2 separate regions of the Homo sapiens genome follow, and region 1 is linked to region 2. A link is an interaction called in ENCODE POLR2A ChIA-PET data of the cell type or tissue named here. Cell type or tissue: IMR-90. All regions are shown on one strand. Each heading gives the region's core, and the rest is flanking DNA. Links, peaks and the distances in the headings are about the cores only. Region 1 overlaps STXBP5 (syntaxin binding protein 5). Region 2 overlaps STXBP5 (syntaxin binding protein 5).

Region 1 (2,926 bases), core at 267-2,766, 54 kb before region 2:
TCTTCAAGTCCTGTCCACAAAGGTTTGATGTTGGTAGAAAGAACTCTCAGCAAGGTGGACTTTGAGTACTGATTCTGTTACTCACCAGCTGTCTTTTCACCTAGAAAGTGGGAGTATTACTACCTAGTCACAATGTGAGGAACTTGTGACTGCCTATGAAAAGTACTTTGCAGATGGTCAAATTAGACAAAGGTAATATATTTTCATTATTAAAGAATTAAGACAGGCTGGGTGCAGTGGCTCACACCTATAATCAGAGCACTTTGGGAGGCCGAGGTGGGCAGATCACTTAAGGTCAAGAGTTCGAGACCAGCCTGGCCAACATGGCGAAACCCCGTCTCTACTAAACATACAAAAATTACCCGGGTGTGGTGGTGAGCACCTGCAATCCCAGCTACTCGGGAGGCTGAGGCAGGAGAATCGCCTGAACCTGGGAGGCAGCGGTTGCAGTGGGCTGAGATGGCACCACTGCACTCCAGCCTGGGCGACAGAGTGAGATCTCCGTCTCCAAAAAAAAAAAAGAAGAATTAAAGGCCAATGAAGGTTGATAAGAAATATCTGGGGAAGATTAATTTGGTGAACATAGGTAAGACGAAGTAGAACAGGGTCACCAATTGGGAAGTTCCTGTGATTCTGATGTGAAACAAGAAAAAGGGAGATTGAAACACATTAATGGAGTAAGAACAGACAAGGCTTTACATTTCAGGAAGGCAGAAACCTTGCAGCTATTAATACTTTTAACACTGGCACAAAAGAGGTACTCAATATTTACTGAATGAATTGGAGGTTGAGTAGAGGTAGGGTAGAGGAAGAAAAGAAGAAACAGTGAATGTACAATCAGACAGAAGGAAGGGAGGGAGGGAGGGATAAAGAGGTAGTTTTAGGAGACCATGGGGTTAAGTTTGAGATGATGGTAGAGAACTACAAGTGAAACTAGTCAGCAGGTATGACTACCTATTCCCAAACCTCATGAATAGTTAAATCCATGCTGAACTAAACTTGTCATTAGGATTTTAGAAAGGAAGAGATAAAGAGGGGTTTAAAAGAGTGTGAGACCTTCTGAAACAATACCTGCTATACTTGTACCAGAAAACTTCAAGTGTACTTGAAAGGCACATTTTTTTAAAAAATGTGAACAATTTTAGTGTGTGACTGCTTTTATTGTAAAAAACTCTACTATGACTTTAAGTTAAAAACATTTTTGATTGCACAACTCTTTGCCTAGTAATTGCTGTAGCAAAACATATGCAAAGCCTGGTTACTTCCGCAATTCTTAAGGCTTCTGCCTTGAAATGACAGTGTGTGAGAGAACAGCAGGAAGACTACTCGATGTTGAATTTCCTGCCACCAAACTCAGAGGTAAGAACCCTTCTGAATTATTCAGTTGGTATTTCTAATGTGGAAGACCATGGCACCTCGTGTTTTGATGACATACATGCTAGGAAACAGCGAAAGTTGTTCAGACTTCAGGGTAAATGTGAATCACTGAGGGCACTGCTTATACGAATTGAACTACAGTTCACTTCTGGCTGGTCAAGGTTTGCAAGGCAATGCATTCAGAACTCTACACTGGCTGATGCAAAATTTCTGAATTATTCTTAGGGAAATACCCACTAATCAGCTACAGCTCTCCATCTCAAGCGACAGAGTAACAACTGAGGCATTTCATTTCTTCCCAGAGTCAGCCTTGACACAGGAGTAGACTGAAGGGTCTGAGTGGTCTATCTTCTACTTCTATGAATTAGGTATAGAAGGTTAGGGTCAAGGAAGTGTCCTCCCTCCCTCTGGCATATTAAATGTGCACGACAAATTCTCAAGAGCAGAACCAGGCATTCCAGGGATAATTTTAGAAGTACATATATGGGCACATTTAAGATTTAAGTGACCAGGACACACAGAACTCATGGAATTCTTATTTTAGTTAGTATAAGGAAACAAAAAAACGTTCTTAAGTAAAAATAAAAAGGCAGCCAAACATGATGCAAAATGGTAAAGGATGAGAAACCTAAGCCAAGAAATGAAAGCAGGTAAGTTACATTTTAAAAATATGAAATGGGAAGAGGGTGTTATGCTTTATTCTAAATGGTTATGGTATAATTTTAATGTTTTTAATATATTCAAGTTGATTTGTTTACTTTTTAAGGAAAAAGTTTTATAAAGAGTTCCATAATTTGTACAAACGTATTTTAAATGTTAAAGTGATGCGTAGAGCCTCACAGTTTCAAAATGATTGTTTGAGCAAGTACCTTGCAAAGGGACAATAAAAATAATTCAAAAACATAAAATTTCATTGCTAAAAGAAACAAGTCAAACGGCTGCCTTTTCTTTTTTACCTCTTTTTTTAAGAGACAGAAACTCACTCTGTCACCCTGGCTGGAGTGCAGCTATGATCATAGCTCACTGTGACCTTGAACTCCTGGGCTCAGGCAATCCTCCCACTTCAGCCTACAGGTGATGTCGCCACACCTGGCTAATTTTTTAAAAAACTTTATTGTAGAGATGGTATCTTACTATGTTATCCAGACTGGTCTTGAACTCCTGGTCTCAATCAATCCCCTTCCTTGGTCTTAAACAGCTGCTTTTAAAATGTTTCTTCAAATAAACCAATTGTAAACAAAGGCATTTTATATGAAAAAAGCCTCAATATTATATTTTAACATCAATTTTTGTTATACTTCTTACTTTAAGAAACTGGCCTCTAGGACTGTGGACCAAAACAATGTCAAGTTAATAAATACCTGCATTTATTTGAAGACTATTAAAAGAAAAAAATGAGGTATAAGTTGTTTGTGATTTTTAAAAAAATCACTAATATATAGATTTTAGACAAAAATGTCCAAAACTTGTACTTTATGTCTTTCACTAGCTTGTACAATATTCTACTAAAAGACTAGTTATCTCTCTCATGACTCTGTCTCCAAAAATT
Region 2 (2,926 bases), core at 214-2,713:
TTGCTTCTTGAAACATACTTCCTCTCCACTCTCCTCCGAGGATTCAAAATACACATATTAGTCTGCTTGAAGTCGTACCACAGTTCACTAATGATCTGTCCTTTTTTCCTCCATTCTTTCACATCAAGTAGCTTCTACTGCTATTTCCTGAAGCGTATTAATCCTTTGGCAGTACTGTTCAGAGTATTTTTCACCTTATTTTATCATTCATCTGTAAAAAATCCACTTGTGTGATTTTTGCCTTCCATGTCTTTTTTCAACATGTTCATACTTTCATCTACCTTCTTAAGCATATGGAGTCTATTTAATAATACTTGTTTTAATATTTTTGATGCCAATGGTATCATCTTGTCATTTCTGAGTCTGTTTCTATTTTCATTTTCTTCTCATTATGGGTTGTATATCCTGGCTTTTTGCATACTTCATATATTTCTATTTGGATGCTAGACATTGTAAAATTTATATCGGGCTACTATTCATATTCTTCTAAATGTTTTTGGGTGTTTTTCCTAGGATGTAGTTACGTACTTAAAAACAGTTTAGTCCTTTCAGTCCTTTCAAAGTTTGCATTCAAGATTTGTTAGGATGAACTTAAGCCAGCCTTTAGTATAGGGCTAGTTTAGTTCCACCACTGCAACAACAGCTTTCTGAATACTCTTTCTCATACCCTGTGTATTACAAAGTTTCTCTACTCTGTTGGGAATGTGAACTATTCCCAGTCCTGTCTGTGCTACAGAAATGGTTCTACTGTTTCCTTTTTGGTGGATCTTATCCAAGCCTTATACCCATGCAATAATCAGTATTCAACTGAAGACTCAGGGCAGGGGTCCTTTTGTAGACTTCTACAACTCTCTTTCTAAGCTCTTTGCTCTCTAATACCTTGCCTTCTAAGCTGCAGATGTCTTAGTTTCCCCAGTTTCCCAACTCTGACTTTTCAACTCAGGGAGACTTCTCAGCTTCCACCTAGGTTCCCTCTTCATGTTCCAAGAACTGGAAAATCTCTTCAGGCCATTAGCTAAAGCAATTGAGGGGTTTACCTTCTTTGTTTCTCCTCTCTAAAAAATACTGTTCTACATGACCTGCTGTCTAACTGCTGAAAACTGTTGTTCAATATATCCTGTCCAGTTTCTTTGTTTAAAGCAAGGAGGTAAACTAGTCCCTGTGACTCCATAATGGCTCAAGCCTAGATCACTATTTAAAATAATAAGCAAAACCAAAATGTTCAATTTTTAAAATCTGCTTTCATCTGCAGACCACAACTACAGATCACAACTACACAGAAATGATAGGAACTGTATTTATTCAAAACATGCTTGTTTAATTTGAAGATCCTGACTAGTGAGCAGCAAAAAGTATACAGTCATAAAAACAAAGGGAATTCCCTTTCAGTCATGCCTAAAAAGATAATGTACAAACATGTGCAAAGTATTCAAATGTTGCTATAATTACTCAATAGGTTCTGATGTCTCAGTAACTGAACATACCAATATGATTATGACTAAGATTATGATGTATTTTATCTTAAACAACCACTTACACATTTCCTAGATATAGCTCTACTCACTGAATTGGAAACCATGAACACTCCTGATGTCTAAATTATGGCCACCAGACATGGCACTGAAAGAAGTCATAGTTCCATAGAAAAATACCTTATTCTAAATTTGATTCAGAAATATACAGATTAGTAGGGAGGAGGTACACTGACCAAAGTTGGGATAATGTGAAAAGCAACAATAACTTCAGTGGATTGAAGTATATCAAATATGTTTAAGTTGTTGAGCACACAGTGAAACTAAAAGTCAGAATAAATTGGTCATCATGGAAACCATTAGAGAACAACCCCTTAAGATGAATACTAAAATAAAGGAAAAGAACCACATATTTATCCTGCCTTTGCTATATGAACTGTCCTATTATATAAACAAATAGCAGATAAGAGGAAGGTTCTCTTTACTGAAGTGACCTACATAATAAGTAGAGAAGGAAAGACAGAATTAGAATGTCTCCTATTTTGCAACTACTATACAGTAACAGATCTCGGCCTCAACCACCACTGGCTTCCAACATCTGAAATAGACACTAAGGTTCCACCAGCTAAATGAGTATCAGTATCATCTATGAAGTAGTCTTGCCAAAATGAAAAATAAACCGGCATTTGATCAAGCCTCAGTAAATTATCCAATTTATAGGAAATCTGAGGGCAAAAACAAAAAACAAAAAACAAAAAAACATGTTAAAGACAATGGGGATGCAGCCAGAAAAAGCCAGCATCTGGAAGACTCTATCTTCAACAAATAAATGCCAAAAAAGGAGAGGTAAGGTAAGGAAGGGAAGTGAGGAGCAAAAGGAGAGAAAAGACTTATCTGTCAATCACAATTAATTCTTACTGGTTCTTAAAGTGGATTATAAATGTCTATAGTATACTATCATTCGTACAAAAGAAAAAATAAGATATATTTATGAATTTGCTTGTAAATGCACAGTGTCTCTTTGGAAGAACATGAGAGAAACTGGTAACATGCTACCTGTAAGGAAACTAGATAACCAAATGGCAGGTGGGAAGAAGATTTTTGTTATCTTTTGAATTGTGTGAACATATTATCTATTGTAAAAAATAAATTGTGTATTACTGCAATTACAAAGTTTGCCTAAAGTAAAATTACCAATTAAGTTTTTAGAGAAACTGCTTTATATGAGAGAAATGACCATAGCTTTTACTAGCAAAAATAATATTACCTCATCATATGTGTATCTGTAGTCGGCTTTCTTTGATTTGAGGTCCCATAAAACTACTGTTCCAGATTCAAAGCCAATCAAAAGCTGTGATAAAAGAAAAAGGCACATTACCTAGGAATGATATCAATTATAAAACATTTATTTGCTGACAATGAAAATAACTACTATCATTCAAATGCGTTGAGTA

The links. Peaks named below come from ENCODE experiments on the same cell type or tissue, not always from the same donor. Only the 100,000 strongest peaks of a DNase experiment are listed, where the experiment ranks them.
Region 1: POLR2A ChIA-PET joins it to region 2 with 5 read pairs; 5 of 35 experiments call an interaction of 5 or more read pairs at or near these places.

Annotation. Positions count from the first base shown.
Region 1 is chr6:147,320,991-147,323,916 of GRCh38, reverse strand. The region is part of intron 16 of STXBP5 (syntaxin binding protein 5); the gene reads right to left. Among named protein-coding and RNA genes, the nearest start is that of STXBP5-AS1, 120 kb to the right of the region's middle. In IMR-90, for the core only: no CTCF peak of the experiment used is centred there; a DNase peak (open chromatin) is centred at 1,256; H3K27ac peaks cover 413 bases.
Region 2 is chr6:147,266,981-147,269,906 of GRCh38, reverse strand. STXBP5 (syntaxin binding protein 5) reads right to left here. Exons shown (of 28, transcript NM_001127715.4): 7 at 2,740-2,823. Among named protein-coding and RNA genes, the nearest start is that of STXBP5-AS1, 64 kb to the right of the region's middle. In IMR-90, for the core only: no CTCF peak of the experiment used is centred there; a DNase peak (open chromatin) is centred at 1,426.